Linked DNA regions of Homo sapiens: region 1 is linked to region 2. The links are chromatin loops, found by intact Hi-C in ENCODE. Cell type or tissue: PC-3. All regions are shown on one strand. Links, peaks and the distances in the headings refer to the core of each region. The heading gives the core; the rest is flanking DNA.

The links. Peaks named below come from ENCODE experiments on the same cell type or tissue, not always from the same donor. Only the 100,000 strongest peaks of a DNase experiment are listed, where the experiment ranks them.
Region 1: it touches region 2 in a loop (2.9-fold over the local background); 3 of 110 quality-filtered maps call a loop at or near these places.

Annotation. Positions count from the first base shown.
Region 1 is chr7:42,824,164-42,839,738 of GRCh38, reverse strand. No RefSeq gene overlaps it. Among named protein-coding and RNA genes, the nearest start is that of C7orf25, 80 kb to the left of the region's middle. In PC-3, for the core only: CTCF peaks have their summits at 7,693 and 7,892 (motif pointing right); DNase peaks (open chromatin) are centred at 6,878 and 7,868; H3K4me3 peaks cover 1,155 bases.
Region 2 is chr7:42,003,718-42,019,292 of GRCh38, reverse strand. All of the region lies in intron 10 of GLI3 (GLI family zinc finger 3), which reads left to right. Among named protein-coding and RNA genes, the nearest start is that of GLI3, 230 kb to the left of the region's middle. In PC-3, for the core only: a CTCF peak has its summit at 4,476 (motif pointing left); a DNase peak (open chromatin) is centred at 4,452.

The DNA.
Region 1 (15,575 bases), core at 4,095-12,094, 820 kb before region 2:
TCTTTTTAAAATACATAATGAAATTTTAAAAGCATAGTTTACACACTTTCTATATTGTATTTTTTAACCTAACATGATGTCATAAGTATTTATTATGTCATTACAAAGTTATTATATTCATATTTGAATAATTGCACTATTTTCACTATTTTGGATATTTAGATTGTTTTTTGTTTTTCTCATGTAATAATAGCACTATAATAAATATGTGAGTATAATTTTAATCAGTTTTGAATTATTTCTCTATGAAAGAGTTATGTGGGATTGCTACATAAGAGGATGTGCATAATCTTTTAGATTTTTATGAATATTGTCTAACTACTCAAAAATTTTATATCATCTTATAATCTATCACATATATGTTTGAATGTGTTACATCACACCCTGATAAGCTGTTGGTGTTTTTTTGATGCTTTTCATAATAACAATAAAAAATGGAATTGTGTTTGATTATTGTTAAGGGTAAGCATTTTTTTCATATTTTTGGTTACAGTTGTGTTTCTTCAGGTTAAAGGATAATGGATCTTGACTAGATCTTAGCAATCATCTGCTCCAGTGTCCTTCAGATGTTTCTCATATACAGTTAGCATTTTTCAAATGCAATCTTATACACCCCAATCTCTAAAACAGATACAAATACAAGTGCTCTTGATGGAATGGGAGTGGAAGGTCCCATAAACCCCACTACTCAACTGTCCCTCAACCCCTGAGACTGCTCTAAGGAATACTAGGGCTCCAGGAAATAGAGTTTGAAAACCACCCATTTGCCTCTGCCATGGTCTTACTCTTGGCAGATTTTCCTGCAGAATCCCTGCACAGGTAATTTAGTGATGTGTAGAGCCACAGTCTGTGTGTGATCTCCGGAGGAGCAAAGTGAGGGCCGCCAAGAAGTACCGACTACAAAATCTCTTTGGGGTATAGACAAGGAGTGGTGTGCATATGTGTGTGGGTGGCAGTGCTGGGAATATTTCTGTTGGGGAGATGTAATCTCTCTCTAATAAATAGCCTTTCACATTTTTAAATAGTACACTTAATGCTCCGAACTAAACATCTTTCTTACAAAGAGGAACAATAAGGGGCGAAATGACTCATATTACAAAAGGACCATAGGGTCTCTATAAGTGGCATCTTTTCAGGAGCTTGTTTGCAGATCATTAAACACTTAATAGAGGGAGAAAGAAATAATCTATGTGTTCCAGGCCACTGGTGATTAAGTAGCAATCAGATATAAAACAAAGCAGATCTGAAGTTATACTGATTTGTGTCTCATGTTGAAATTCTGCATTTTACCAGCCAGGGAGCAAAAGTGTGATACCATGCAATTCACTATCCAAGTACTTGTCAATTAAAAGTTGTCTCTCCAATTCATACACACCTGCTGGTGTTGCCTATGCAGTACATTTTCAATGTGCATATTGGCATAATGGAGGTCTTGTTAAAAATGTTGATTCTTATTAAAAATCTCAGAGGTAGGACTGGGGTGTCTTCATTTCTAAAAAACTCTCAGGCGGTGCCAGTGGTGTTGGTTTCTGGACCACATTTTGGGTGGTGAGGGTCTAGGGATGATTTCAACAGCTTTGGTAACGGATTCAAAATTTCCTCCATCTTTTTACTCTTAGAACACTTGCTCACTTGAATTCACTCACTTGAATTAAATGCACACTAACTCATCAATAAACTAACAAAATAGACACAATCCCAGGAAGTTTTTCTGCTCCTTACAGTCATCTCATGCTCTCCTCCCAATTTCACTTTTTACTTGTTATCGCTTCATCTTCTGGGGTTCAATACAAGCATATTCATGGAGCTAAAGAGCCACTTAGTAAGCAGATACAGAACACAGTGTATGGTGCTAGGATTTCCCAACCTCTGCACTATTGACATTTTGGACTAGATAATTTTTTGTTGTGAAGACTGGCCTGTCCATTGTAGGATGTTTAGTAGCATCCCTGACCTCTACCCAGTAAATACCAATGTCATCCCCATCCCAGCCCCACCTGATACCTGTTCATGACAATCAAAAATGTCTCCAGATATTGCCAGATGTGTCCTGGGAGGATGGGACATTTCCTCTGGCTGAGAACCACTGCTCCAGACTGTGCATGGTCTGGGGACCAAACAGAAGAAATTTTTGAGTGAAGAAAGGAAGAAAGCAACATATTTTTTTTGTTGTTGTTAGTTCTCAACATTAACAAAGTCAGGGACTGGGCACTGGAATCTTTGCTTCAGTCCAACATTTCCACTTCTGTGATTGTAGAAGAAAGAGGAGAAGCAGCATAAGGACCACGGAGCTCCTCCATCTTTGTTGCCACCTTCCCACTCATGTATGGGTGCACCTCATGTGTGTAGCCCAAATCACTTGGCAGACCCTAGTTGCAAGGGAGTTTAAGAACATGGTGGTATCTTAGTCTGTTTTGCTGTAAAAGAATAACTGAGGTTGGCTAATTTATAAAGAAAATAGGTTTATTTAGCTCATGGTTCTGTAGGCTGTACAGGAAGCATGGCACTGGCATCTGCTCAACTTTTGGTGAGGGCTTTTGTGCTGTATCAAAACATGGTGGAGAAGGTCAAAGGGGAAGCAGACATGGGAGAAGAGAGACCATACCTGAGGGGGCATCCTGGCTTGATAACAACCCACTTTTGTGGGAACTAATCATTCCCTCAAGAACCAATCCAGTCCTGTGAAAGAAAGAACTCCCTACCATGAAAATGGCACCAAGCCATTCATGAGGGATCTGCCCCAGGACCCAAACACCTCCCACTAGGCCCCACCCCACAACACAGCCACATTGAGAATCAAGTTTCAGCATGATTTTGTGGGGACAAACAAACCATATCCAAACCATAGCAGGTGGTCAGCTTTTCACTTCTGTGTGAGGGAAGACCTGTGAGAAGAGTCTGGGATGGATGTTGAGTGAGCCAGTCCATGGGTCCACCCTCTCCCATGCTTCAGAGTTCCCAGTAGTGGCTTAGCCTGGAGAAGTTGCCTTTGGCTAAGCAAAAAGGCCCAGTGCTCCAACAAAGCTTTAGAATGATCATTTTCTTCTTTTCTAAAAAATAATTATACTTCAGTAAGGTTCGAATTAATAGAGAAATACACAAGGCCTAAGCTAGAAACTTTTACCAGGCACATCTTATGGACAATTATTGAATATTACAAAATGGGCAGGCAGTCTATCAATAGAATGTTCTATCTCATGAAAGAGCAACAATATGTGGTTGCTAATGCTTATATAATGTATGTGCCCGGGACTGTCTTAATGTCTTTTTCTACATTAACTTATTTACATCTCACAACAAATATCAAAATAATACTTTTCACAGATGAGAAAACTGAGACCCAGAGACTTTAAGTGTCTTGCCCAACGTCACCTAATTAGAAAACGGCAGGCCTGGGATTCCAATCCATGCAAATTTGATTGCAAAGTCTGTTTTTCATAACCATGCTACAACTAACTGTAAATAAATAGCTAACTATTTGATTAGATGCCATCTTATAATCTATTCTGTGGCCCTAAGAGACAGGGTTAATATGAAAAAAAAGTGCAAGAGTCTGTCAAGTTCAAGGTCTTTGCAGCTTTTGAAAAGACATTTAAATATTGTGTGAAGGAAAGGAATGAAAAAGCCCGGTTAAGTGATGTAACAGGGTAAGTGAGGGTAGCAGATTTTCACTGAGATTTTCATTCATTTATGGGAAACTGTATTTTACAGGACATAGGTTCTCTGTGATATCAGCCCCTTCATTATGCTATGAAGTCTCTGTTATAGTCTGTCCATTTGGTTGAAGTGGCCCATTTGTGTCACTGACAAGAATTCAGTTTGTATCAGGCCTGCTACTTTCAGCTGTTAAGAACTTCTAGCTGTTAAGAAGGTATCCCCTAAATTTTGGAGAGTGACATATTGTATTTTAGCTGGTTAGCATCTTTTACCCGGAAAAATATTTAGATTAACATTAAAAACTGTAAGAGAATCAAAACATAATGTTAATATTTTTGTAATAAGGCATCTGAATATGTTTATAAGATTTCATCTATTAGAATATTAGTCAACCTTATCAATAAATTGAAAATGTGTAATTGAGTAATTGATTTACACTTGAAATTTCTAAGTTGAAATAGCTTTGTTTGCAAATAATATTAGATCATTTTAGATAACTTAAAGTTCTTATTTATAAGCTTAATTTATTAAATGTACAGTGTAATTTTTAAATATTTAGGAAAAGTTTGTTCAATTAGACTATTGTAGTATTTAGAAGGAAATCAATTATTTGAAATTTATAAATGTTGTTTTATATATTTGAAGTTTTAAAATTAATTTTGTAAGTAGGATCAACTATGAATCAAAGCTCCTTCAAAGTGATTGTTAAAACTTTTTAGACTAACATGTATAGTTACATATAGAGATTGAATTTAAAAGCTTACGGAAGAAATAAATGTTTTGAGTTTTTAACTTTCAGAAGGCTGAGATGAGATGAATTTGTAATTTTAATAAGTTGAATATCAATTTTTAAATACCAAAGTAAACCCCTGAATAATCCTTTCTCTATCCAGGCACTCTCCTTGAAGACATAAACAAAAACACCTCCCCAGCCCACCTACACCTGCAAAGCCTCAAATGCAAAGTCATCAAAGAAATAGCAAAAAGCTTCTCAGGGCCACCAATAGGAAGGCAGACAAATTTAGGAAAGAACAGAGACAACCCATGTCCATTCTCTAAATTAGGACTCTAAGCTTTACAGTGTTAAGAGAAAAACAATCAAATGGAATATTTTGATCAGTAGTAGATTTCAACACTTTTGCACTTCATACATTGCTCTCTTTCTTTAGAAACATTTGGAAGAGTTTTACCATGCAAAGATCAAAACAGCAAAGCAACTCTTCATAGCAATTATGAAGTCAATGTATTTCACAATAGACCCTTTAGTGTGGGTTGTAAATGCTTCTCAGCATATTTCCTAATTTACTTATGCAAAGGAGGGCCCTCAACTTTGAAACTTCAGTCTTGAGGGCTAAATCAAGGTAGTGATCATGAAAAATTCAGAACAAAACTTTGTACATTTACATTAGAATGTAATTGCTATTTTATTATAATTGATTCATATCTATTTTGTAGATTCTGGAAACTTCTAACTGCACAATTTTTTTTTAATTAGCAAAATAAACAAATGCATTCAATGGAAAAACTATACAATATAATGAAAATATTGATATGAGTGTTTCTTCAGTTATAAACATTAATGTAGTTGCAGAATTATATATACCATCATATGCCAATTTTGTTCTTGAAATGGTGAAAAATCATACTTTACTTACATGTGCATTTTGGTTTTGTTTTTCTTTTTTTTTTAAATTGAGATGGAGTCTCTTTCTGTCGCCCAGGCTGGAGTGCAGTGGCGCAATCTTGACTCACTGCAAACTCGGTCTCCCAGGTTCAAGTGATTCTCCACCCTCAGCCTCCTGAGTAGCTGGGACTGCAGGCATGGTGGCGCCTGGCTAATTTTTGTATTTCTAGTAGAGACAGGGTTTCATCATGTTGGCCAGGCTGGTCTTAAACCCCTGACCTGAAGTGATCCGCCCACCTTGGCCTCCCAAAATGCTGGGATTATAGGGGTGAGCCACTGTGCTCCGCCTGGTTTCTTTTCTAGAATCGTGGCTGGCTCTTGGTCCTGCCCTAATGAGGGGTGGGGGCAGCTTGTGCATCTCGTGAGCAATACTGCTTCGCTACTGGCCCCCTCTGGCATTCAAAATCTTCATCACTAAAGGGAGGGCTGAAGGATGACCTTGGAAGAATGTGCTGGTACTCACAGGATACTGTTCAGGAGTTTATTATTCAGAATTAGTCTTGTTTGTGGTGAAAACAGTAGAAAAATAGCAATGACTCCATTCATGGCTATTTGAGCAGTCCCTATTAGGGCACTTAGGTGGTTTTGCTTCCTAGAGCAAAACTCCCTAACCCTGGATTAAGTACCAAACCTTCGTTTTCTATTTGTAAGTTGAGAGATGCGTCTCTTCCTCACAGGATTGTGTGAGAGGATTCCATGATAGGGAACTGGGCACAGTATCTGACCCATGGCACAGCACTCAGTACGTGGCAATGAAGAGCCATCAGTGCTCATTAATAACCCCAAACCACATCCTGGCTTAGCAACACCGTGAGCTGATCCAAGCCTCCTGTTAGCAAATTCAAGGCTCTTCATTCTAGAAGTCATCTCCCACTTAGTGCTGTCACACCTCCCCCAACTTCTCTTTAGATGTGATGCCCAGTATCTTAGGGCTCCTTCCTTCCCTTGCTCCTCCTGCCTCCAACAAAATCTGTTTTTAAGAGATTATCTAATAACCTCTTGGTCTAAGTCATTATTTCTTTTTATCTTATTTTTCCAGGGTTGTTGAGGTATAATTGACAAATAAAAGTTGTGTATATTTAAGGTACACAGCCTGATGCTTTGATATACTTATACATTGTGGAATATCACTTTAATCAAGTTAATTAACATATCTGTTGCCTCATGTAGTTGCGTGTGTGTATGTGTGTGTGAGTGTGAACACCAAAGACCATCTTAGCAAATTTCAAGGATTCATACAGATTTGGAAACTCTAGTCACCATGTTATAAGTAAGATCTTAGAATTTATTCATCTTACGAAACCGAAACCTTGTACTCCTTGACTAACATGTCCCTTTAAAAGGGTCACATGGCTTTAGACCAAAAAAGTAGAGCTTAAATTCTATATTTCAGGCTATAGGAAGAGGGTAGCAGAGGCATCTAAGGGTTGAAACACTTGTTTGAACTCTGGAAATTATACCTTTCATATTCACCTTCTCCATGTACTTGTAAAACTGGTCTCACTAGGCTGAGTGGTTTCTGGCACCCTCTTTCCCCTAAAATCTGTTTCAGAGGTTAGAGTGACCTCTTAAGGAATGAGTTACTCAGGAATTTCAAATCTGTCAGAAGATATAATTGAAAAATTTTTGGGCATGAGTGGGGTGTGGAGTACTTACCAAATAAGATCCTAGTTTTAAATTTGAGCACACAGACTTTAAAACTTTAGAAAGTAAAAATGTGCTTGACTTTGTGGGTGTGTGGTGTGAACATGTGTGGATAAGCGTGTGTGACTGTGTGTGTGAGTGGTAAGTATCAGTGTTTAGGGTCTGTGGTTGCATGTACATGTGTGTACAAACGTGTGTGTGGTGAGTATGAGTGTGTGTGATGTGTGGTGTGTGTGGTATATATATGTGTGTGACTGTGTGTGTTGTGTGTATGTAGTATGTATGACTACATGTATGGTGTGCATATGTGATGTGTGTGGCTGCATGTGTGTGTGTGTGGCAGGTTTTGACCTCTGCTGAAACAGCAGTTCAGGTGATGGAAGCTTCCTGTTCAACCACAAAACAGATTGTTTTCCTCCAAATTATCCGGACATCGTGGAGCGCCGAGCCAGGATCACTATCTCTGCCGTGGAGAGGGAGTTTATTCCAAATAAACATTGTAAGGTTGACAGATTCCTAAGATGAACTTTAGCTTGAGTTTCTATTTACTATAAGTTCCTAAGAAAACTTTGAGAGTATAATTTGTGCTCAAATGCTTCAGTCAGAGTGAATTGTAGGATGGAGGGGATAACTTGAGTGTTTAATCTGTGCAAATGCTGTTTCATATTTTTTTTAAGACTATTTTTTGAGAAGTGGCTCTGGCTGTGTCAGTAGCATTTCCTTCCCCCGCCAAAGGCCACTTGCTCCTTTTTTCTTTGGTGTCCTTTCTGAGCCATGTCCTATCATTCCAGGTATCGCTAATTCAGCACATACATGCCATGATCCCATGTCCTTCGGCTGTGCCCTGCCAGGTGGAGTATGTTGCACTGTCTAACGCTAAGAAAATGGGGAGCTCTGGAGCCAGCAGAGGGAGCTTTCTGTCCAAATTGGAACTGCCTTCAAATTTGCAGCACAGATTCACACTCTTTTTAAAACTTTAGAAGGAACTTTCAGGTAGCCTGGCTTTGTGCATCAAGTAGCATGTATAATTCCACATCTGAGGCATCTATTCAATGCTTCTCGTGAGTGCCTTCCATGCATTAGTTTGCCACTGAGGGAGAGTGCCTGCAACTCTCCTGCACATTGCTTTCAGGTTAATCTTCCCTCTCCACGGTGGAGATAGTGATCCTGACTCAGGGCTCCACGATGTCCGAGGAATTTGGAGGAAAACAATCTGTTTTGTGGTTGAACAGGAGGCTTCTATTACCTGAACTGCTGTTTCAGCAGAGGTAAAAATGCACCCCCCCACACACACAGTCACACACACAACATACACCATACATGCAGTCATACATACTACATACATAACACACACACACATATATGTATCACACACACCACACATCACACACACTCATACTCACCACCCACACTGAATCTTGTTTCACTGCCCTGGCCTCAGCATAAAACTAGAGTGTGAGACTGGACTCTACATGAACTTTCTTGTTCTTTGTTCCTTCATTTATAAAATGAGGCCACTACAACCATGTGGTAGAATAAACAATGACCTCAGCAATATAATATAACTCAGTGCTAAAGCCAAAACCAGGATCAGAGAATAACAGCATCTCAAACCTGGAGAGACCAGGGTAGCAGAGCACTTGATCCAAGCCCCCATCTGAGGAGGCAGAAATCTTCCAGGACGGGAGGGTGTTTTCATATGGCAGGAGTCCCAGGACTTACGGCTATAGCCTCTTGTCCAATGTATTGGGTTTCTGCAGCCTTGTGTGTGTGACTTTGAAGAGCCACATGTTTTAACTCCAGGGAAATGAAAAGTGAGCTATCTGATGTAGCTTATACATGAACCCACATCCTTCCATGAAACAATACCATTCCAAATAGAAGCAGCAATAGTCAGCCTCATTCTGATTCTATTTCTTCTATAGAATTCGTGTTTTGTGTGATCATTCATTCAGCAAATCTTTTTTGAGCTCTTCTTGTGTGTCAATTATTGTGTTGCCTAGTGCGGCTGTAGCCACACTGCAAGCACTGCCTCTGACAGCTTATGAAGAGTGCTACGCTGAATGCAGCTAGTTTGGCCATCTTCTATGTTCACCTCCTTCCATTTCCTGGCTCTAGTGTTCTGAATCTACACACTGAACTTTGATGCCTACAGAGTCACTGTTTCACTTGTTTTTGGTGGTACCAGACATGCAATTTACCAAATAGTCCCAGCTTCCTGCCTTGCAGGCCAGTGGGAAGTTTGCATTTCCTGGCCCATTGTGGTGGAGTAGAACCACGTTACTAGTTCTGGCCAGGACCTGTGAGTGTGATGTGTTTCACTTCTAGGTCGGAGCATCTCTACCTAGCTCCGTATCCCTCAGACAAGGAGCTCCAGAGAAGGGCTGGTGCTGCTCCCCAGCCTGGCTCCCTAAGGGACTGTAGGAACACAGCCTTTTGCTGACTCCCAAAAGCCACATGCCAGGTATAAGAAATCAACCATTGGGTTGTTTTTTTTTGTGTTTGTTTGTTTTCTTTTTTTCTTTTCTTTTTTTTTGTTTTTACAAGGAGCCTATCCCAACTGATTACCTTCATATAGAACATAGCAATTGGGTTCCTGCTTTATTTGGGCTAATCACTAGCATATATTCATTTATTGATTGATTCATTCATTTAACAAATAGGCCTCCAGTTCCTCCTGTGTGTCAGGAACAATTCCGGGGATTCAGCTGTGAACACGAGTCAACGATCTTCCCCATGTCAAGCTTATCTTCCAGTGGAGAAGAAGAGGAGTGATCACACTTAATAGGAAAAACAAGCAGGAAATAAAAGCAAAAACACAAATCCAGGTGGGCTTTGTCATTGCTGAGACTACTCCTGATAAATCCTGACATTTCAGGGTACTGTGCAGGAGACTTACAGACACCAGAAACCCGAAGGCAGCATTCACCTGGATAATGCTAGAAGGAAACATAAAAGGTCAGAGAAGGCCCCGACCATATGTACATCTTACGGACCACTGATGATGCTTCAAGATTGCTGGTCAGGTGAAGGAAACACCATGACCACCCCAAATCAATCACATAGAATTCCATGACTGAGGAAATTCTCTCCATTCTTTGCCTCCTCCAACACCTGCTCTCACTCAGCTCAATCTAGCCTCTTCTTTTGCCACATGAATGGGGTCAGGAGTTAGCAGGAAATAGAACGATGGGAGTAGGAGAGAATGTCTGTGAGAAAAATATAATGGTCCTCTTCCCCTTAATACTCCAGGCACAAAGGGGAGACTCAAGCTCATGGACAGTGAGAATAATTTAGCAGCATCTTCAAGCTGAATCCCAGTACTCTGCTTTCTAGTTTATGTGGTCTTGGAGGTGACTCGATTTATTCCTTTAAAATGAGAATAATACCTGTCTTACAGCATCACTGTGAAGGGGAAGGCAAGCTGAAGAGTACCACATAAGAAGGACTCACTGGCAGCCATTATTTTATGAAGGTAGAATTTTTTTTCCAAGTGCGTTAGCATCTGTTGTCCATTTGCTTTTTTAAAAATGATTGTAGAGATGGGGTCTCACTATATTGCCCAGGCTGGTCTCAAACTCCTGGGCTCAAGCTATTCTCCAGCCTCGGTCTCCTGAAGTGTTGAGATTACAGGCATGAGCCACCATGTCCGGGAGTTGTCTACCTTCCTACAACACTCCTGAAGAGGATGGCTAGAGAGGAACTCATGTTGTTGTAATCCCCCACAATGAGAAAGCTGCACACTGGTATACAAAATATTACCTCTTTGTTGTTAGGCCACTATGGTTACTTCTTGAGAAATCTGCTTTCTACTGAACATCAATTTATATTTCAAATAAATGAACATCTATAAAAATAGACGTCTGATTGAATATAAACGGGTGAGTTTTTAAATACCTGGATCATGGGGATTCTAAATGCTAAATTCTCGGTGTATTCGGAACTCATGAATTAAGAAATCCTTCCAGTGGTGCTTATTAGTTGGTATTTTAGGAAAGTAAACATTGAGTAGAAGTATTTAGAAATATTCCATCTGTACACCGGGGCCTGTTGTGGGGTGGGGGGAGCGGGGAGGGGGGAGGGGTAGCATTAGGCGATATACCTAATGTAAATGACGAGTTAATGGGTGCAGCACACCAACATGGAACATGTATACATATGTAACAAACCTGCACGTTGTGCACATGTACCCTAGAACTTAAAGTATAAAAAAAAAAAAAAGAAATATTCCATCTGTGTTTGTGAACTCCTAAGGACTGACCTAAGCCTGGAAATTGTGAACTTTTGAATGTTCATCTGTGCTGGCTTCTGCGAGGTCTGTGAACTTCCCTTACTCAATATTCCAGACTAGCTCTTAACTTATTCTGCATGGGAGATACTCCGGAATTCAAATCCTTAAGCAAGCATCCATTTGATTAGAGTTTATGGTAGTTTTATGCGTGAAAAAATCCCTGACCATTTGCTCTTTCTTTTAGGGAGCTGGTTAAAGAATGATGGCAACCTTGGAATATTATGCTATAGAAGACCTACTGCTTTCTAGAAAATGCTTTCCTGTTGTACATATGCCATAACCCCATATGTGGGTGTTGGCACTTGGTGTTTTAGATGATGAATAATAAAACATACTACATCAAGTCAATGCTCACTTCCGTCACTCTAATGGAGTGTTGGGCATTATTGTGATAATATCCTTAAAATAACTGAGTAAAAAACAAAAAAATCTTCCAACCACAGCCAGTTAACTTCCCTATATAAAAAATGTAGGTTCTTTTTTTATTAGGCTACAAAACTATTTCAAGCAAATGGAAACCAAATGTGTACCAAAAAAGAGCCCATGTGTATTTTCAAACTGTTGTACCTCAATGGTTCATGCCTTTGGGCTCTAGAGCAAAGAGCAGCCAAGTCTCCCTCCTCTCTTTGTGCCTTTAGGAGGGAATAAAATACATACCTGTTGAGAACATGTTTGCATGATTGTATTAAGCAAGTGACATATTAAAATAGTCCCAAATGTTTTGAATAGAACCATTTTAATATTAGCTTAAAAACTACCAAAATAGTAAATACATGATCGTTAAGCTCCAAATACTCTGCTTATTGGAAGAGAGCATTTAAAAAAAAAATAGAGAGGTTAATCGTATTTTTAAGAGTCCTGAGATGTGGACTTCTCTGATTTCTTGATGTCTGATGAGCAAAGACCTGTGAGTCTCCTAATCACTAATGCCAATGGAATTTAATGCTCTAAAATTAAAATTTCCCTTTTAAGTCAATAGGTACTCCTCTTATACCAAGAAGTTCTGAGGGGTAAGAAATGTATGAGAATATGACCAGGACAGACAATAATCAAGGAAAAGGAATAGATCCCACATAGGCACACACACATCAAAGCCCACACTCACATATACATATCCACGAGCACAGACACTCAACTTGTAAGCTTCAGTTCGTATCATGTCAAACATCAGAGAGGTTTAAATTTTTATTTTCAAGCCAGTGCCCAGGGATGGGCATCTCCAGGGAGCTGAGGATTAGCACAAGGCAGCCCTGCCAGCCATGCCTACATCCCCACAGGCACAGGACAAGCCAAAGCCTTTGTTGTATGTTGGCAATGCACTTTTATGAATGTAATTTCTATTGCTGTTTTTAGCCTTTTCACATCATGTAATGTGAGGCCTTATACTTGTTAAAAAATTTATTTTCAAAATTGAGAAAAATGGTATTCAATGGCCAATGTTTTGAAGAAAGTTTCTTGAATTTCCTTGTATGTTACTCCTTGAGTCCTTCCTGCTCTCGGAATTCATATAATGCTATGTTCTTGGCAAGCTGGGCTACTGTAGCAAACACAGTGTAATCAATAAATGAAAAATTAAATGCCCTATTATGGGCAAAGCAGGCCTGGCCATAATCCAGCGTAAGCCTTTCCTGTCCTCTATATTTATTAGACTTCGCGTTGCCCTTGTTCACGTTCGCCTTAATAAAAGCTAAAAGAGGTGCCAAAGAATAGATTTGTTGAATACTTGATGCCTGTTTTTCTCGCCATTAAAGCATCAGCTCTGATTAGGAGAAGCACTATATCCTGTGGGAACCAGAGCCGGTGGTGGCATTTGGTGGGGGATTTCAAATGCACAGATGTGATCTTTGGACAATGGAAAATCAAATGAGCTGAAGTTGGACGAAACCAGATGTAGAGCCTCCAAGTTCAACCAAATACATTGTAAAGAGGCAGTTGTGCTGCTGGGGTAAAGTGATCCAAAAGTTAGACATTTGATGGTGAGTTAAATAGGTCTTGCCCAGCCCACACAATGCATCATCTTGAGGTTCACATCTCTATCTCCCCAAGACGAAGAAATCATCTCAGCACAAGTGTTTTAATGGGATGTAAAAAGGATGATCATCTGTCAGAGCCTTAGAGATGCAGCATCTGAATGGGCTCAGGTTTTGGAGGGTGCTCACACCAAAGGCTCATGCACTCTCCACTTGTCATTTCCCTTAGAGGTATGCAATTTGACGGAAAAGATTGATACTAACCTCCAACTTTTAAACCAGAAAGACAGTGTTTTCCTAGTGGAGTCCAAACCCCTTTGTTTGTATAAATGTTCTGGGGAACCAACTTTGCTTTAAGGGGATCACTTATTAAGCCTAGGATTGGAACAAACATTTTGAGGAATCTGTCAGCCAGTGCCTTATGAACTGCTCCCTGCTCCATTGTAGAGTACAGCTGTCTCGAGAACCAGCTCTGAGGTTCCAGCACGAATTGTCTCACTTGACATGAACTGTAAAACCATTGGCACCACCTTACCTTTTCTATCATAATGCCTATGAATAAAACCCCATAATCCTCTGTTTGTTCTGCCTGCATGTGTCTTTTTTAGTTTAACTTCCTTTCATGATATGTTAAAAATCACATTGACGGTGGGTGCCAAAAGCATTTAATTCCAACTGTGGAAAATGAATTCAAGGTAGCTTCTGCTCATGGGTGGCTCCTTCCCCTCCAGAACAGCCTTATCCCTGAGTTGGCATCCACCATGAGCCTGAAAATCAATCGCTCTTTGGATTTGCAGCCCAAGGGAAGTGAATAAATGCCTGAGTAATTGAAGGGAGGGTGATTATGAGTAAATCACAATATAACTCTTTCTTGAAACTGATGTGTTGATTTTAAATTGTGATCTAAGATGTTCAGAATGAGGAGGCTTTGGGATTCTTCAAGAAGAGGTCTCTGCTAGAGAAGAATGAAAAGGTTAAAGCTGAAGGGGCTTAATGAATGTGGGATTGAATTCTTATTAATCAGGAAGCTCAGAGGGGTGGGGGCAAGGAGTGAGGACAGTGTTCCTGTGAACACTCAGGGAAATAAAAATCACAAGTGAGTTGAACAAGTCAACAGAATGTGAGGAAAGAAAGTAAGGTGGGCTTTTCCCTTTGTTTATTTCTGATCCGGGAAAGGAGCTGATCCACGACAAAGAAGGGGCAAGGGAAAAGGTACTTTAAGACCTTGTTTGAGTTCAGCCATTTATTGACCGAGATGATCAGTAACATAAAGACATTCACATGCATTATAACTGTATGCTTCAGAGAAGGCTCTGAACTAGCTTAGTGTTAAAAATTAATTAAGGCAATGCAAACACATTGTTTAATAGAAGTGTACGGAAGAGTTTATGATGAAAAGGACCTGCCTTCTTTCTCACATTTCTCCTTCCCAAGGCCTGTCTTCAGAGACAACCACTTTTGATCCCCATTATTTGGGAACTGCTCATATTTCTAAATAATGTGATTTTATACTGATAATTAGACTGATAAAATGAGCTTATACTAATCTTTCTTATCAGCTTTTGACATTGTGTAATTGCTTTCCAGTTACTTGCGTGTAGATGAAATTTTAACTTTCTCACACCTCTTCTCTCCCAAAGTGTCTTTGTTTGTTTATCCTTTAGTATGCATTTTGTTTATTTTCTTTAATTAAAGGTTTTATTTTGAGATAATTGTAGATTTACATGCAATTGTAGCAAATAATGCAGAAAGAGCTCATGTACCCTTTACTCAGCGTTCCCCATCTTGCACCAGTAATAGTCCAATATCATCACCAAGATATCAATATTGATATAGTCAAGACACAGAACACTACATTGCCACAAAGATCCCTTGTCTTACCCTTTCATAGCTACCCTGCTTCCTTCTCATTCTCAGCCTCTTTTTAACCCTGGCAATCACATTCTATTCTCCATTTTTATACTTTTGTAATTTCAATAATAATATTAGCATTATTATTTGAGACAAGGTCCCACTGGACACCAATTGCACAGGTTGGATTCCAGTGGCACAATCCTGGGCTCAAGAGATCCTACCACCTCAGCCTCCTGAGTAGCTGGGACTACAGGTGCATGCCAGCACACCTGGCTACTTTTTCTATTTTTTGTGGAGACAGGGGCTCACTTTATTGCCTAGGCTGTCTTGAACTATTGGCCTCAAGTGATCCTCTGGCCTCAGCCTCCGAAGTGTGGGATTACAAGCATAGGCCACTGTACCTGGCCTAATAATATTATATAAATTAAGTTATACAGTACAGAACTTTTTGGAATTGCTTGTTTTCCTTCAGCAC
Region 2 (15,575 bases), core at 623-8,622:
GTATATACCAACTATGTTTTGAGAGGCTTTCTAAGAGGAGGAATAGGAATAAACATAAAGAACTTCCATCTCAGTGTGGAGTCATTACTGCTGAGTGGCTGGTTATGCTTGAAAACATCAGTGCTGAGATCGAAAGAATAATAGTATCATCACCATACTTCATGTCCACCTGTTTGCTGTAACTCTGCAACTCTTCACCCTCAATTTCAACAATCCAACCCCGTATTTCTGTGTAAGAAATAACACATGTAATATTATCCCCAAGGGTCTTTAAAAAGTCAAATGATTTTAAAAGTTTTATTCCCCAGCCCAATCCCCAGCAGCATAACCCTGCAGGGCCCTTGGCAATCGCACTGGGGGATGTTGTCTTCTACCTGTGGGGCAGAACCGCAGAGAAAGTGAGATGTATTTCTGTTAGCACCCAGCTTCAACTGGGTGGCGTTCAAGTCTCTGTAATCCTCCATTTGTCTCCGTGAAGCATTGTGTCAAAAATTCATCTTTTTGTAGAGTGATTAACCACCTACTTGGATTTTAAAATGCTTTCATATGCTGCGAATTTTGATCTCTAAAAGCATGCTGAAGTTTCCTTTATCAGAAGAACACAGTCATAATCACCTTTGCTGCCATTTGGAAACAAATTCTATACATCAGCAGCATGAAAATGAGGGGCTTTCTTTTTAATATAGAGATTTAGATATAAAGAAAACACATCTAATTTGTGAAGAATTGATGTGTCTGTAGAAACGCAAGGAAGAGTTAGGATGTGAAGACATTCTTTTCACATTAATACCGTGATCCTAAATTTGCATTTTAAATGTTTCCCATATAATTTCGATCCCTTTGCTAAAGTTGCATTGTCTATCCTTACCTAAGAGAAAATTGAGTTTAAGATGCGATAGGGGTCTCAGATATGAGGCAGAAATTAGTTTTGTGTGCACATAAAACATAAAACAAATGAGTGGAGATTTTGATCTTATTTTCCCTACATGGAGTTGCTAGTTAATTCGGTTACTCTAATTATTTGGAAACACGGCATATAAAATATAGACTAAGAACTACAAACTTCAAAGCCATCTTTTGACAATTTTGCCTTAAGGGTCACGTTCTCTTTAAAGTTGCTGACTAAATTGCACCTGCAGAAATTGTTCCCATAAAGAGACACTCAGGAGATCAGATTGATTGCGAGGGTGTGTGAGGGCTGTGTGGTCCACCGGCCAGAGCCCCCCAGGCCCAGCTAGGATTCTGAGTGGCAGCCCCATCTCTGCCCTGACTCTTGGGATGACCTCCTTAGAACCATTTGACCCCTTAGAACGTTATTTTCTCACTTATCATACTGTGAAACAGCCATGAAAATAAACGCTGTCCCCAACGTCCAAGGCCAAGCACAGATCACATGCAGTAGGTCTAATGAGAAACAGACAGAGGGTCTCGAAGAGGTCACTCAGTCTCTCATTGTTTTATGTGTGTGTTTCGCTGGGTTGAGTGGGGGAGGAGAATGCGGTGGCACTGTCGGTTTCTGTGGCTTATTTTATATTAATTGTTGCTAAACTGGGATGTACGCTAGACTGAAGCCAAGAGACTTCCTTTTTCTTCCGCATTGTGTGTCTGCTGAATAAGACCTGGCCTTGCCTCGTTCAACCTTGGTTTCAGTCAAAGAAAGCAAAAAGTTTGAATTGGATAGTCCTTAGGACAGGGATGGTAAACAGATTCTCCCTCAAGTGCGAGCTAGCTGGCTGGCAGCCACCAGGAGTACTGTGCAGAGTCCCCCTCCCCTTTCAGCCTGGGAGGGAGTTTGGGGTGGGCTGGGAGTGGCGGGGGGCTGTGAACAGTTATGGGTGACTGCCCCCAGGTGGAGTTTAAGAGGCGGCCATGTATTAGTTACTTTCTTAATTCATTCATCCGTTGTATACTCCCTGAAATATTTCATCAAAATCTTCCTCCGAGTAACTGTTTCTGACATCTGGGGAACATTTTCCTATTGAAAGCTTTTTAGCTGGTTCTCAATGATACTTTAGGTGAGATTCTAGATTCTGCCAATAGTTAGTGCCCTGGAATATTCTGTATGGATCCACTCCAGACAAGTGGGAATGGTGGTCACTTTGGGCTGGGCTGCATACCTCATTTGAATATGCTTGCCTATAGCAGATGTTGCTGGCATAATGTATTCTCCTGTTTATTAGGAAAAGTACAAGCCAACATTAGTGGATCAGCCATTTGCTCAACAGCTCTTGATGAGATGTGCAGAGCCCTGGCAGGTGCTACATGGGCTGGGGACAGCCCATGTGGTACCCACAGCCCCAGCTTTGTGGTGGACACATGATTTACACCCTCAAAGACTGGACAGTCTGACTGGGAGGAGGAGATAAGGAAACATAAAAGCATAGTGAACAACAAGAGGTGAAACATAAAGAAGCCATAATTGTGTATTGCGACTCTATGGGCTGAGAGAGGGAGGAGTACAGAGGAATACTGGAAAAGACTCCTAGGAAACAGGTGGAAAATATGGTTAGGGTCAAAGTAAATCATGCAGGTAAACTTTTGAGGCCTGATGAAATGATGATGGTGGTGATGATGATGATGATGATGATGGTGGTGATGATGATGATTTGAGAAGAATTAGCACCTGATTTGAAGGAATAATTTTGTTTCCCATCATTACCCAGTGGCAGTACAGTGTGAATGTGTTTCAAAGCAGACAGACCTGGGTTCACGGCCTGCTCTGCTCCCAAGGAAAATAGTGACTTTTACCACATAAAACGGTGAGGGAATTAGCTAAAAAAGTTATACTCAATAAAATGTTAGTGATTCTGCTTACGAGAGAAAAATGTCAAGATATTTAGAGGCTGCTGTGTCCATGCATGTCACGTATAAAAGCAGGGGTTAGGTTAATATTCAGGCAGTGTTGGGGTTGGTATGTCAGCATGAAATTAGTAATTGCAGAAAGATGTCGATAGGCCCCCAGTTCATGAAACACTGCAAGAGAAGAACTGGAGCGGCGCTCTGGGTTCATTTCTTCCATTGCAGGTTCTTCCTTGTGCTTTTCTGCAGTGCGGAGATTCCATCTCTCCTGTTCATGTGTCCTGACATCCTTCTGGAAATTTTCTTCGGTGGTTACACCAAACCAAGGTTTCTCCACTGTAGCACATAAGGGCAGATCATTCTCTGGCGTTGGGGGTTGTCCTGGGCATTGTAGGGTGTTAAGCAGCATCCCAGGCCTCTCCCCATGAGATGCCAGTTCTTTATAGTGGGAGGCTGTCCTGCGCATTCCCTCCCTCGTCATGACAACCAAAACTGTTTCCAGACATTGTCAGATGTCCCTGGGAGACAGTATTGCCCCCAGTTCTGCCCTAAATATTTCCTCTTGTCGCGTAGTGTGGAGAAAGAAAAACACACGTAAGAAAAACAAAAAAAAATTGTGATTAAAGAAAAAGTTTCTCCTGTTTAAATGTTCTTTAGAATGTTCAGATTAGAAATAAGAGATGATCTCATTAAAATGTCTCTAGTAAGAAGCTACTTAAATATACCTATGTGTGGGGGGGTGGGTGTGTGTGTGTGCGTGTGTAAACTGGCAGAGCTTAATTTAAAAACCACATTTGCTAAGGTTAGGCACACAGTAGTTCTCAGTAAGGCCCATAACCAGCCAAGCCCGTTTTCTTGGTGGAGAAACTCCATCACTATTTTTTTTTTCAGGCCTAGGGAAGTCACACAGACTCCAACTTCTGAGATCATAGCAAGCAGAGTTGGAGATCAGGCTCCTGCTTTGACATAAAACAGAGCTCCGGGAACAGAAAGCAGTTTTCTAATGCGAGGACTTTTTTTTTAAGATTTGGGGATATTTAGGCTTCTCTGGGATTAGCCAAATACTACCATGGAGGCATTTTTATTTTTTCTAGAACAATTAATGTTGCAAGAGAAGAGAACTGTAAATGGGATATCCTCAGGAGACAATGTGTAAGCCAAGGCCTTAAACTTAAACCAACTCCACCCGACCCCACCCAGTTACCAGTAAAACCAGCATTAATCAGTGAGTGGGGGATGGGAAGAACACCAGATAATGTGTTGGAGATCTGTCTTTCATTCCTACATCTGCCAGAAACTGTTTCTGAATTTAAGTAAGTCACCCTGCAGTAAATCCTCCGTGTCTCATCTGTAAAGTGGAGATAATAATATCCATTCTAGGTTCTTCACTGGGTTTTTTAATTTGTTTTTTGTTTATGAGGATAGAATGAGATCCTATAATGGAAGTACTTTGTAAACTCAAAAGCTTTATTCAAACATAAGGAAAAATCCATAGCAAGTAGTACTAATAAACTCACTCAACTGAAGAATGGAGAGATTAAGTGCACTTTTATGAACATTTAAAAATAGTCATAAGTATACCATTGATTTCAGTTGCACAGGCTCGCCTATGCAGGCTGCTGTTCATCTTACCTGTTTACTCATCTGCTGTTGATCCATCGTCACCACCTGGTGGCCACTACAGAAATTGCAGGCATAGCAGCTAGAAGAAAACGCTTCATGCATGTCCGATCTAGGGTGCTGGGGTTGGGGGCTATCCCTTTGAGTAAGGGGAGCATACAGGGCAGGCTGTTATGAGTACTATCGATGTACAAGCAGGACAGTGGGAAAATGAGTAAGGTGAAGGCACAGAAGAAGGAATGAAAGATACATCTCATGGAGATTGGATATGAGCATGGTATGGAATAAACTGGTGGATGTAAACACAGAAAGACCATTGCAGAAAGGCATTGGGGATTCTATGTGGAGAAGACAGCAGGAAGAAGTTAAAGGGTACAGAAAGTATGGGAAAATTTTATCTATGATTATAGCTAATATAATAAAAGACTGAGGTTTTTGGCATCTCTTTGAATTAGAAATATAATTACAAATGATTTGTTTTATGCTTTTTGGTTGAAGAGTGGTATGATAAGTAATGCAGTTAGAGCAGAACCAAAGTATGTCCGGAAGGCAGAAGGGTAGTGGGTAGTAAGATTAAAGAGCCGAGTAGCACCATGTCATGGGAGATGTGATTGCTAGACTAGGAGTCTGACTTTTATTCCAGGTGGAGTAAGGATAATTAAATGCTTTTGATGAGAGGAATGGCTTGAGCCAGCATCAGCTTTAGAAAGATGGGGCTGAGCCTTGCAAAACCTGGCAAGTTGCAAGTACAGTGTATTAAAGAGGGCAAGGTTAGACTGGGGTAGGGCCAGAAGTGAGACTCTGCAGTGGAAGTTATTTGAAATTATTTTTTAAAATTTGGGAGGATAGTTTGGAGATGTTTTACGAGTACAGTTTGAGCAGCTGATGTGGATGTTCTGCATGATATCCAGAGAGAAGTCAGAAGCTTCAGGGCTGCTGGCTGAGTGCTGGGAGGAGACGTTACCCATGGAACCTCTGTGTCTTGCCTGTGTGGCATCAGGCTCTTTACCAAAGGGTACTAAGATTCTGCTATCTTTCTTTAAAACAGGATTATCAGGGTCGTTGGGATAATTATCTCTGATAGTTTATGGGAGATACCTACTACAGTGCTAGTCAAGTTTTTAGAGCCAGTTAGCTTTTATTGTGATTGTTATCATTTTTCCTTTGTCATTATTTTGCTTTGTGCAAAATAAGATGTGCCAGGCCAAGCGAGTGGCACATGCCTATAATCCCAGCACTTTGGGAGGCCGTGGTGGGAGAATCACTTGAACTTAGGAGTTCAAGACCATCCTGGGCAACATAGCAAGACCCTATCTCTACAAAATAACAATAATAATACTAATTTAGCCGAACATGGTGAGGCACACCTGTAGTCCCAGCTACTTGAGAGGCTGAGGTGGCTGCAATGAGCTATGATTGCACCACTGTACTCCAGCCTGGGCAACAGAGTGAGACTGTCTCAAAAAAAAAAAATAAGGTGTGTCTTATTTTCTAGTTATGAATATATAATCCTGTGGCACACAGGCATCACCTGGCAAATAGTTCCATACATCTACAGTGGCCACTTTTCTTCCAATCAGGGCAGGATTGTTTTGGACGAATACAGAGAATGAATATTCAAAGCATTAGGTCTGGTGGGCTTAGACAAATAAAATAGACAGGTAGGTCAACCACATTTTATTTCTAAGTGGTGATTCAGATGAATGGGATGTAGTTCCTGATCTGTTTGGCAGGAATGAAAATGTCTTTCTAATCAGGAAAACAAAACTGCACCAGCTGTCTTCTGTTAGATTCACAGGACTCTCTCCGGTCAACCATGTCTCTAACATAACCGGCCCAATCTTATCTCGGCTGCTCTACCTGCCTAAAGGGACATGGTGTTTCTTTAGGCTCTCCCTTGTGCTTCAGCACATGTGACCTGTCCCAAGGAGCTCTCTAGGACATGCGGGAGAGCCCAGTTTGTGAAGAGGAGGTCTTCCTGGTGGCCTTTCCTGGGGGCAGGGAGAGTTTGCACAGGTTCCTCTGGTGCAGTTTCTACCACAAGATAAAGCAGTCAAGCTGCAAGTGAAACACAGCCCTCACTGTATTCCTCCTCGTGTTTAGCAGAGATAAACTTCACTGGAATCTCAGTACTGAGCCATTTGGCTTCTGGCTGTAGCTTTAATTGATATAATGCAGATTTTTTTTTTCTTGATCAAGAGGGGATTATTCTTGTTATCAGTCCAGAGCATCTTATTTTAAGATGAAAAGCCTTTACGGAATTACAGATGCCAGCACTTGTACAAAGCTTTTTGGCGATTGACAACTCAAAGAGAAAGTATGATTTATTAGCCTATAATGGCTAACCCTGAGCAATGGTCTAGGTCCTACTGATTTGTGAAATTGCTTAACGTGAACTGCCTTTTTATGCTACACAAGCCCCAGGTTACTCAAGTAAATGTAGTGTCTGCATTACATGAAATGTTACAGGAGAGAGAAGAAGAAAAGGGAGGGGGGAGAGGAGCAAGGTGGATTCTAAAATCCATCTTGGTGGTGCCTTTTACAGTAGTTTGGCTGATAAGCCGGCAGAGGAAAGATTAATAACGAGGCTTGTCGCTATCAGTACCTGCTTGTCGATTCTCTGTAACAGGGCTGTCTGTTCAGCATGGAAATTATTGATTAAATAAAAATGGCTATTAGATTGTGACGTGATCCATAATCACAAACAATGGTGGACATTCCTCTCTTAGATCCTCGGCCATGCATCAAGTCGTTTCTTTTTTCCCCTGGCCGTAATTTATATTGCGCTGACACTTGGGCTCATTAGGTTTATCCTTTCTGCTCAGAGGCACGAGCGGTGAGGACCAGCAGGAAGTCGGGGAGGAAGAGAGGAGAGATGATGGCCCCGGCCAGGGATCTGGCCAGTGTACTCACTGGGCTAGCATAAACATGTTGCAGTAAAATACATATCACATAGCAGTTACCATTTTGTCCATTTTGAAGTTTGCAGTTCTGTGTGGCATTGAGCGCAGTCACAGTGTTGTGTAACCGCCAACACTGTCCACTTCCAGGACATTTTGATCACCCCACAAGGCAGCTCTGTATGCATGAAGCGGTTACCTCCCATTCCCCCTCCCCGCCAGCCCCTGAAAACCACCAACCTGCCTTCTGTCTCTATGGATTTGTTTATTCTGGATATTTCTTATAAATGAAATCATACAAAATGTGACCTTTTGTACGATGTCTGCCTTTTTTGCACTTACCATGTTTTCAAAGTTCATTGATGCTGTGGCAGGTATCAGTGCTTTGTTCTTTTTTATGGCTGAATAATATTCTCTTGGATGGCTGGCTATACCACACTTTGTTTATCCGTGCATCCGTTGATGGATATTTGAGTTTCTACTTTCTGGCTATTGTGTTACTATGAACATTCATTTACAAGTTCATGCTTGAACACCTGTTTTCAGTTCTTTTGGGTATATCCCTAGAAGTGGGATTGCTGGGCCATATGGTGATTCTCTTTGCTTTATTTCAGAAACTGCTAAAGCTATGGCAGGGTTTAAGCTGTAGGCTCTGCCTTTTTCAGGTGGTCTCACCTTTAACTTCATTCTGCTTCCCTCAGTACCACCCCTTCTTGCCTGAGTGCTGCCTAAGCTCCCCTGGGCTGGGGACTCAGTCTGGCTGTGGAGTGCTCTATGACACTGCTATCTGTGGGTACACAGGCATTACCCAGCAAATAACTCCATACATCTACAGTGGCCACATCTACAGTGGCCACATTTCCCCTAAACAAAGTGGGACTGAATAGTCAAAGCATTAGGCTAGGTGGACTCAGACAAATAAAATAGACTGGTAGATTGACCACATTTTATTTCTAAATGGTGATTCAGAGGAATGGGGTGTAGGTTCTGTTCTGTTCTGTAGGAATGAACATAATCCTCTTTTAGTAGCTGGTTTGTGTCCTCCTTCCTGGACATTATTGCTGTGGTCCCTCCTAGTTGTGGAATCTTAAAAATGACCTAACCAACTACAAGGAGGTCTAGCAAGGCTAAAAAACATATTGAAGGCCACTAAACTCATTAGTGAGTGGTTTGCTACTGATTAATCAGTTTCCTCATACACAAATCATATTGTTTTAATGGCTGCTTGGTGCATATAAGGAAGGTTTGGCCTTTAGATGTTCTTAACTATTAAATGTATGCATTTTATTATCTCACACTTCACCCCAACAAAGACAGTCCCCTTCCCCTGTCCACTTCAGTCAAGTTGCCTCAAGTTTGATATTTTCCCACATGTTTATGGCCAGTTAGATACCATTGAAAGCGAATATAACACTTCATCAGAAACTTCAGACTCTTTGATCAAAACACAGGTGAAAATCACATGCTCATCTATAACTGAATATTTCCACTCAGGCTGAAACCCATGAACTCATCCAGAAGAGGCATCTGTCTATTGATGTGGTCAGGTGTGCTATCGATTATCCTAAACTTAAAGCTGGAAGCAACACTTAGAAGAAGCATAACTTCTTAACTTGAACCTCCAAGCTCCCAGTGCACTCCCCTACCCAGCCCTGTGTTATTTACCGTCCCACTTTAAGCCGCAGCCTCACATGGAGAGAGGCAGAGATGAGGCTTCTCCAGAGGGAAACAGCTCTCAGGGCAGCCTCTGGAGCCTCGTGCAGGCACAGGAGCAGGTGCCCAGGAGCAGCTCCGAGTGTCAATCCTGGCTTCCCTGGGGGCCTTGTTGAATAGCAAGAGACTTTGGAGAAAGTGCTGCAAGTCAGTTGAGGATCATTCCAGAAAGCCACTGTAAGCATTCATGGATTATCTAAGAAAGAAAAGACCAAGTTTGAAGAATATAGATCTCAATGGAATTCTTTGATAAAGTTAGATACATACAAAAGATTGAAAGAAAGTAAATATGTGGAAATAAGAAAGAACTAGTGACATAGACTTACCTGAACATATCCAGTCCACTGGGGCTACTGTGGGTCCTGATGGCCACAGAGAGGATGCTGTGGGATCCAGGAACGGGGAGGCACATCCCTTGGAATGAATGGTTTACAATCAACGAATGGCAGTGAAAGCAAGCAGCTCACTTCCTCGTTTGCTCATCTTCTGTGTTGGTCCAAGTGAATGTTCATTTGTTCATTTTGTTATTTGTTTGGAACGAGAACTGAGAGGACAGTGATGACGCCGATGAGACCCGTTCTCCTGGGGCTTCCCATTGGGAACAGAGACAGCAGGAAAAGGAAGCATGCGTGCCCAGCTGACACAAGAGTAAGATCGTTGATTGGTAAGGGAGTCAGAGGCCAGTTGAGTGGCAACGTCAGGACTGCAATTCCTTACAAATGGCACGATGAACCAATATCAGAAATTTTTGATCAATTACAAAAAAAAAAAAAAAAAAAAGAACAATTTGCTGGGGGAGATAGAAAGTGGTGACTATCGTTCTGTACTTTCAAAGGGGACAAGAAAATGAATTCAGAAAGTTCCAAGGGTAGGGTCAAGTCAATTCTAGAGAAAACTCTATTTTTATTATCATAAACGTGTTGTCCTGTTATAAGATAAAATGGTGATCATTGATACCCTCTGGGTTCACTAAGAAAACTGTCACACTAGACCGGGCTGATATTTTCTTTCACAATATCATTAGACTGGTTGTTCAGGAAAATACAGTAAATATGATTGACGGGACTTCAGCAAAACCTTTAATAAGAAACTACGGCCAAGGCAGAGGAAGATGGTTGTGTTAAACAGCAGTTAGGAGATGTAGTTGTTGGGTGGATGATAAGGGCATGGCTTGGCATCAGTCAAGGGAGCTGTTTCTAGAATCGTGCTGCTGGGCTGGGCTCCCAGCCCTGGTCTGCATAACAATTTGGTGTACCTGTTTCCAGGATGAAGTTGTGGAGTGCAATTATCATCAGAGTTGTTTGTGAGGAATATTTATATCCAGTTAGTGACTGAATCAGGATCCTCAGAGATCTTGAAAAATAAAAAACATGAAATAGCTCTAAGGAGATTAAAAATTATGATAACAACATAGGACCTTTAATCAACTATAAGTTCACTATTACAAGACAAAGATAGTTTCCACCAAGCCTAGCTAATGTGATTCTCAACTATAGAAATAGAAGTATGTTATTAGAATTACACTCAAAGTATCTCTGGAAAAGAGCACCTTAGTCTGGCACTCCACTTTCTAAAGATACACTGATGTATAGGCATTGGATCAGGTAGAGAAAGAACCAGACTTGCCTCGTGTAGAGTGGTTGACAGAACCAGATAAGAAGGTGTGGTTTGCGCCTATAGTCCCAGCTACTTGGGAGGCTGAGGCTGGAGGATTACCTGAGCCTAGGAGTTCAAGGCTGCAGTGAGCACTTGTGAATAGCCACTATGCTCCAACCTGTGCAACATAGGGAGACCCCATCTCTGAAAAAATAAAGAAGAACCAAGGAAGAGAAGTTTTGCAAGTTGAAGGTGGGCAGAAAGTGCCAAGGGACATGATAACTGCTTTCAAATATTTGTTGGTGGTTGGCTGTCCTGTGGGAGCTGCATCCAGCTTGTCCTCAATGTATGGATCAAAGGTCCAATGCATGGAAACCATAGGGAGACAGATTTAGGCTTGGTATAAGGAAAACCGAATTGTCCTCTGAGACCCGTCCAAAATGTTTACCCAGGGGAAAGGGAGCTCCTGTACTGCAATGTGAGGTTGTTTAAATTGTACACCATGGGTGTGGGGTATTATAGAGGTAATACAGAGCATCCAGTGGGTTGCTGGACTAGATTTACTTAGTCCCACTCGAACCTGAGTGAAATTCTTTATACCGCAGAAGTTTCTTGCAAGCCAGTTACATGCCTATGTTTAAAGTAGGGACTCATTTTCATTTGTTCTCAACAAAGAACAATATCATCTCAGTTTTATAACACTCCAGCAGTTTTTCCTCTCCATCTAGGTCAAGACTTTTCCTTCTTTATTTTAATTTTTTTATTATAAAACATATTACTACTTAGTAAAACAAACTAGGCCGACATACTGTTTGAAAGGGTGAACCTCTGAGTTCCTCAGGTAACTGACATGGGGTAAGAATGTGGGTACTGTGAGGCCTCAGTTTTTCCTTGTATACCAGAGCCACCTCTATTGTAAAAACTTCTTAGATTTTTTTAGTTTTTCTCACTTCATTTTGATGTAACCATTCCTGCTATGGGTATTACATATGAAAATTCCCATATAATTTTCTTTAGAAATTAGTCTTGTGCTGTGAGTGCTTTTGTATCACATACATTTTATTCTGAGATCCTTTGAGATAAAAACATTAGTGCCGAGCTTATTGAGAGGTAAATAATCAAGTACTTTGAGAATACCAGGAAAGGCGTTTTTTTCCTCAATAAGTACTTCTTTTTCTCTTGGGTTTGCACTGTGGAAATGTGTGCCCTAACTCTTAACCTGAAGGATATAAAACTTGGTGTGATCATTGAGTTTTTAAAATCACTTTTTTTAAACTGCAGTCCTTAGCAGAGTGCATCTCAATCTTGTTTTTATTTCAAGCACATAAGAGATGACATAAGAACTTTTAACTTGGCTGAGCTCTTTCTCATTCTGTCTGTTGCGTAGCAATATCTTGCTGTTGGGTTCTTTTTTCTTCCTTCCTTTTTTTTTTTTTTTTTTTAAATTTCCTCCTTAGCATCATTATCTTGGTAATTCACTTCACTCTATTCCCCTGTGTTCTGGGTGGAGCTAAGATATCTTTGGTGGTGTTGGTCAACTGGCCCTTCATTTTCCTTCTCTCCTTCAAGAATTTCGAGTTAAGAATGAACGTTTCCTTTTGAGAGATTGTTGGCTCTAAGCTGAGGCTGAGCTAAAAACACCTGGGAGAGCCTCACCTGCTGCCTGTGGAACCCAGCCACATTTCTGTTGCCTGAGAAATGACCCAACCCTGTTATCACTTCCACTTCCTAATGCTTTTATTGTCAGGAACTCCTGAAATGTATTAAGAAATTTAGAAACTAAGAAATGAATAAAAAGAACCAAATAGAAATGAACTGGTCTTTAAGTCCTAAGAAAGTGCTCTGTGAAATGCACTTACCAGGGCCTCCCTGGCAATTCCTGTTAGGGATCCTGTAAGTGTCAGAAATGTCTCCCCCTGAGAAACTTGGGCTCTACCTGGCTGGGTCACTTGAAGTTATCCATGTTTCCCTGGAATAGCACATTCCTGACTTGGGAATAAACCTTACTGTCCCTAGCCCCCAAAATTAGGAGTTGTAGTCCTTGTCAGAGCCTTTTGGGCCTGTCCCCTGATAGGATATCTGTAGCCTCATACACATGCAGGTTCACACACTGTATATCTCAATATTTAGAAGCTGTAAGCCAAGCTCACAAGCTGATAAATGAATGAAATGTTTCATACTTTGTCTAATACACCTGCATTGTGACTAGGGAGGGCAGGTTTCATAGAGAATTCTTGGACTCCTCAGAGTTCTCTGCCAGCACGTGGTGGCCCAGGGACAGTTGTCTCCCAGCCCACCCTCTTCTCCTCCCACTCTTGGAGATGTCTGTTCCTGAGCCTCACTCCAGAGCTGAGGAATAATTCCTGTGCATACAGAGATCTGAGAACCACTGCCCCCACTAACTCTGCATTGAGGGAAGCACCAGGCAGCCTGTGCCCCATTGGAGCCTGAAGTCTGGCAGACAACAGACAGCCTTGTTCTGGGCAATGTTGCCCTTCGAGCTCGGGTATCCCTTATACTTTTTTAAGTACAGGGGGATCCATATTCTAGTTTAGAATTTGTTCTCTGTGTCATTTGCTAAACTTATTTTATCTTTTGAGGGATGATATATTCAAATTAGGGATAAGTGGCAAAGCAACAAGATCCTTTATGGTAGAAACATGCATTTGGTTGGTTCTAAGAGTTGTAACATCATTTCGCTTATGGAGACCATGCTGAACTTGGGACTATTTCTAGAGAATAATGTGAGATACCCATCCCTCACGCCCTGAAAACAGCCTCATCCCTCTCCCCTTCCTCAACTCCTCTCACTAACTAGTGTCCTCCAGAGGACTCCAAGGGGAACCCTGTCTTTGGTCTTTAGAACTCGAGAGGAACAAAACAAGGAAAGAGAAATTGAACAGGAAGTTAGAGAGATAGTAAAATAATATCCTTTGTCTTCATACGCTTCCCTCCCTTCCCACGTCGGGCAGTGGTTAATGCTGCAGCAGAGCCCAATGGGTCGGTGTCTGAACAGTGGACAGGAGACCTGGGGAGGCGAGCACCTGGGCTGTATTCTAGGGAGGCAGGTATCAGCTGCTCCCTGCCAAGGGTACAAAAGGCAGCACCGTGTTCACTCAATGGACCCCAAAATTTAGAGGAGGTCCATCCAGACATGACTCTGAATCTGTGTGTGTGTGTGTGTGTGTGTGTGTGTGTGTGTGTGTATGTGAATTCAGGATAAAAAATGTTTTTTAGCAGTTAAGCACTTTGCACCACATCCATCCATCTATCCATCCATCCGTTCTTAAATTTTGACGTTCTAAAATATGGCAAACATTATAGTCACATACGGTAGAGAGCCCTTAAAGAGACCACGCTCACCAAAGCATTCAATAAGGGGAACATAATGAGGCTTACTAAAGCAACAGGGAAACGGTAAGGTTCAGATAACTATTTTTTTAAAGCCCAAATCCATAATTCCTTCAAAAGCAGTTAAAACCAGAGGCAACTTTTATTAAAATATTAATATTTTAAAATATTTTTGTCTTCATGTATTTCTAAAAATTGAGTCTGTACTTCATGTGTTGGTTCTGTGAGTTTCTATTTTGTGTCTTGCTTTCATCATATGTATGTGCCATCATCACTGAATCGTTGTGTGTAATTTACGGTTTTTCTCACCACTCTTTTTGCCATCAGAAATAATAAACCTCTTTGTGTAAAATTCTTTGTTCCTAATTTGGATTGTTCCTTTCAGATATAATTTTTAAAACCAAATAACTGAGTTAAACAGATGAATTTTAGAATGATTTGAACTAAATTTAAAAGAATATACCATTCGGATTTTGCCTGGAATGTTACTAAAGCCTTGAATTGAAAAGAATATCATTCTCTAAAATCCAGTTTCCTGGCCCAGCACGGTGGTTTATGCCTGGAATCCCAACACTTTGGGAGACCCAGGTGGGTGCATCGCTTGAGCCCAGGACTTCAAGACCAGCCTGGCAACATAGTGAGACCCTGTCTCTATTTTAAATAATTTTCCTTTAAATTCAGTTTCCCCAGATAATAATGGAGTATATATTTTTTTCATTTTCTGAGCTTTCTACCTTGATTTACCTCATATTTCATTTCTGGCCTATTCCTAGGTAGGAAGTTTTTTTCTGTATGCATTTTTCCTTTCCTGGTCATTGCTTTTAATAGCAAAGGTATACTGGGTTTTTGTTTCTTTTTATTTTATGTGCAATCAACTTATTGAATACTCTTGATATTTCCTCATGCCTCTGTATTTTATGTCTTGGGTTTTCTAATAATACACTCCTGTGATCTGTAAGTAAGAATAATTTTATCTTGTTAAATATCAGATACATATTTATCTAAAATATCAGATACATATTTCATTTATGTCTCATTGCATTGGATAGATTTCTTGGCATTGTGTTAGATAATTGTGTTGGTTGTATAACACCAGTTTTGTATCTGGTATTAAAGGGAATAATGCCTTTGGGGTTCAACCTTTATTATTCTCTTTACTGTTCAGTTAACATAGATAATGTTTGGGCATGTGAATGAAGTGCCCTTCTTTCTCCTCCTAAATTTTCTAAGACTTTTATCTCAAGTGATTGTAGTTACTTTACTGACTGTTTGCCACATAGAGATTACTGTGTGGTATGATATATTTCTATGTCTTAAATCATCTTTGCATCCCTTGAGTGTGCCAGGTGAGTTACTCTTTTGATATGTTGCTAGATACAGGTTTCCTGTTTATTTATAAGTTTCACATTGTTATGACTGAGATTTATATCTTTGTTTCATTTTTTGTGCTGCTTTGATACCAGAGACATGGCTAGATGTACAAAAATATATATTCTACGTCATATCTATCATTTCCGTCTCTTGAGTGCCTTACGTAGCATAATAATTTGCTCCTGGAATTTCTGAAATAACATTCTGGTAAAGCTGTTTGGATCT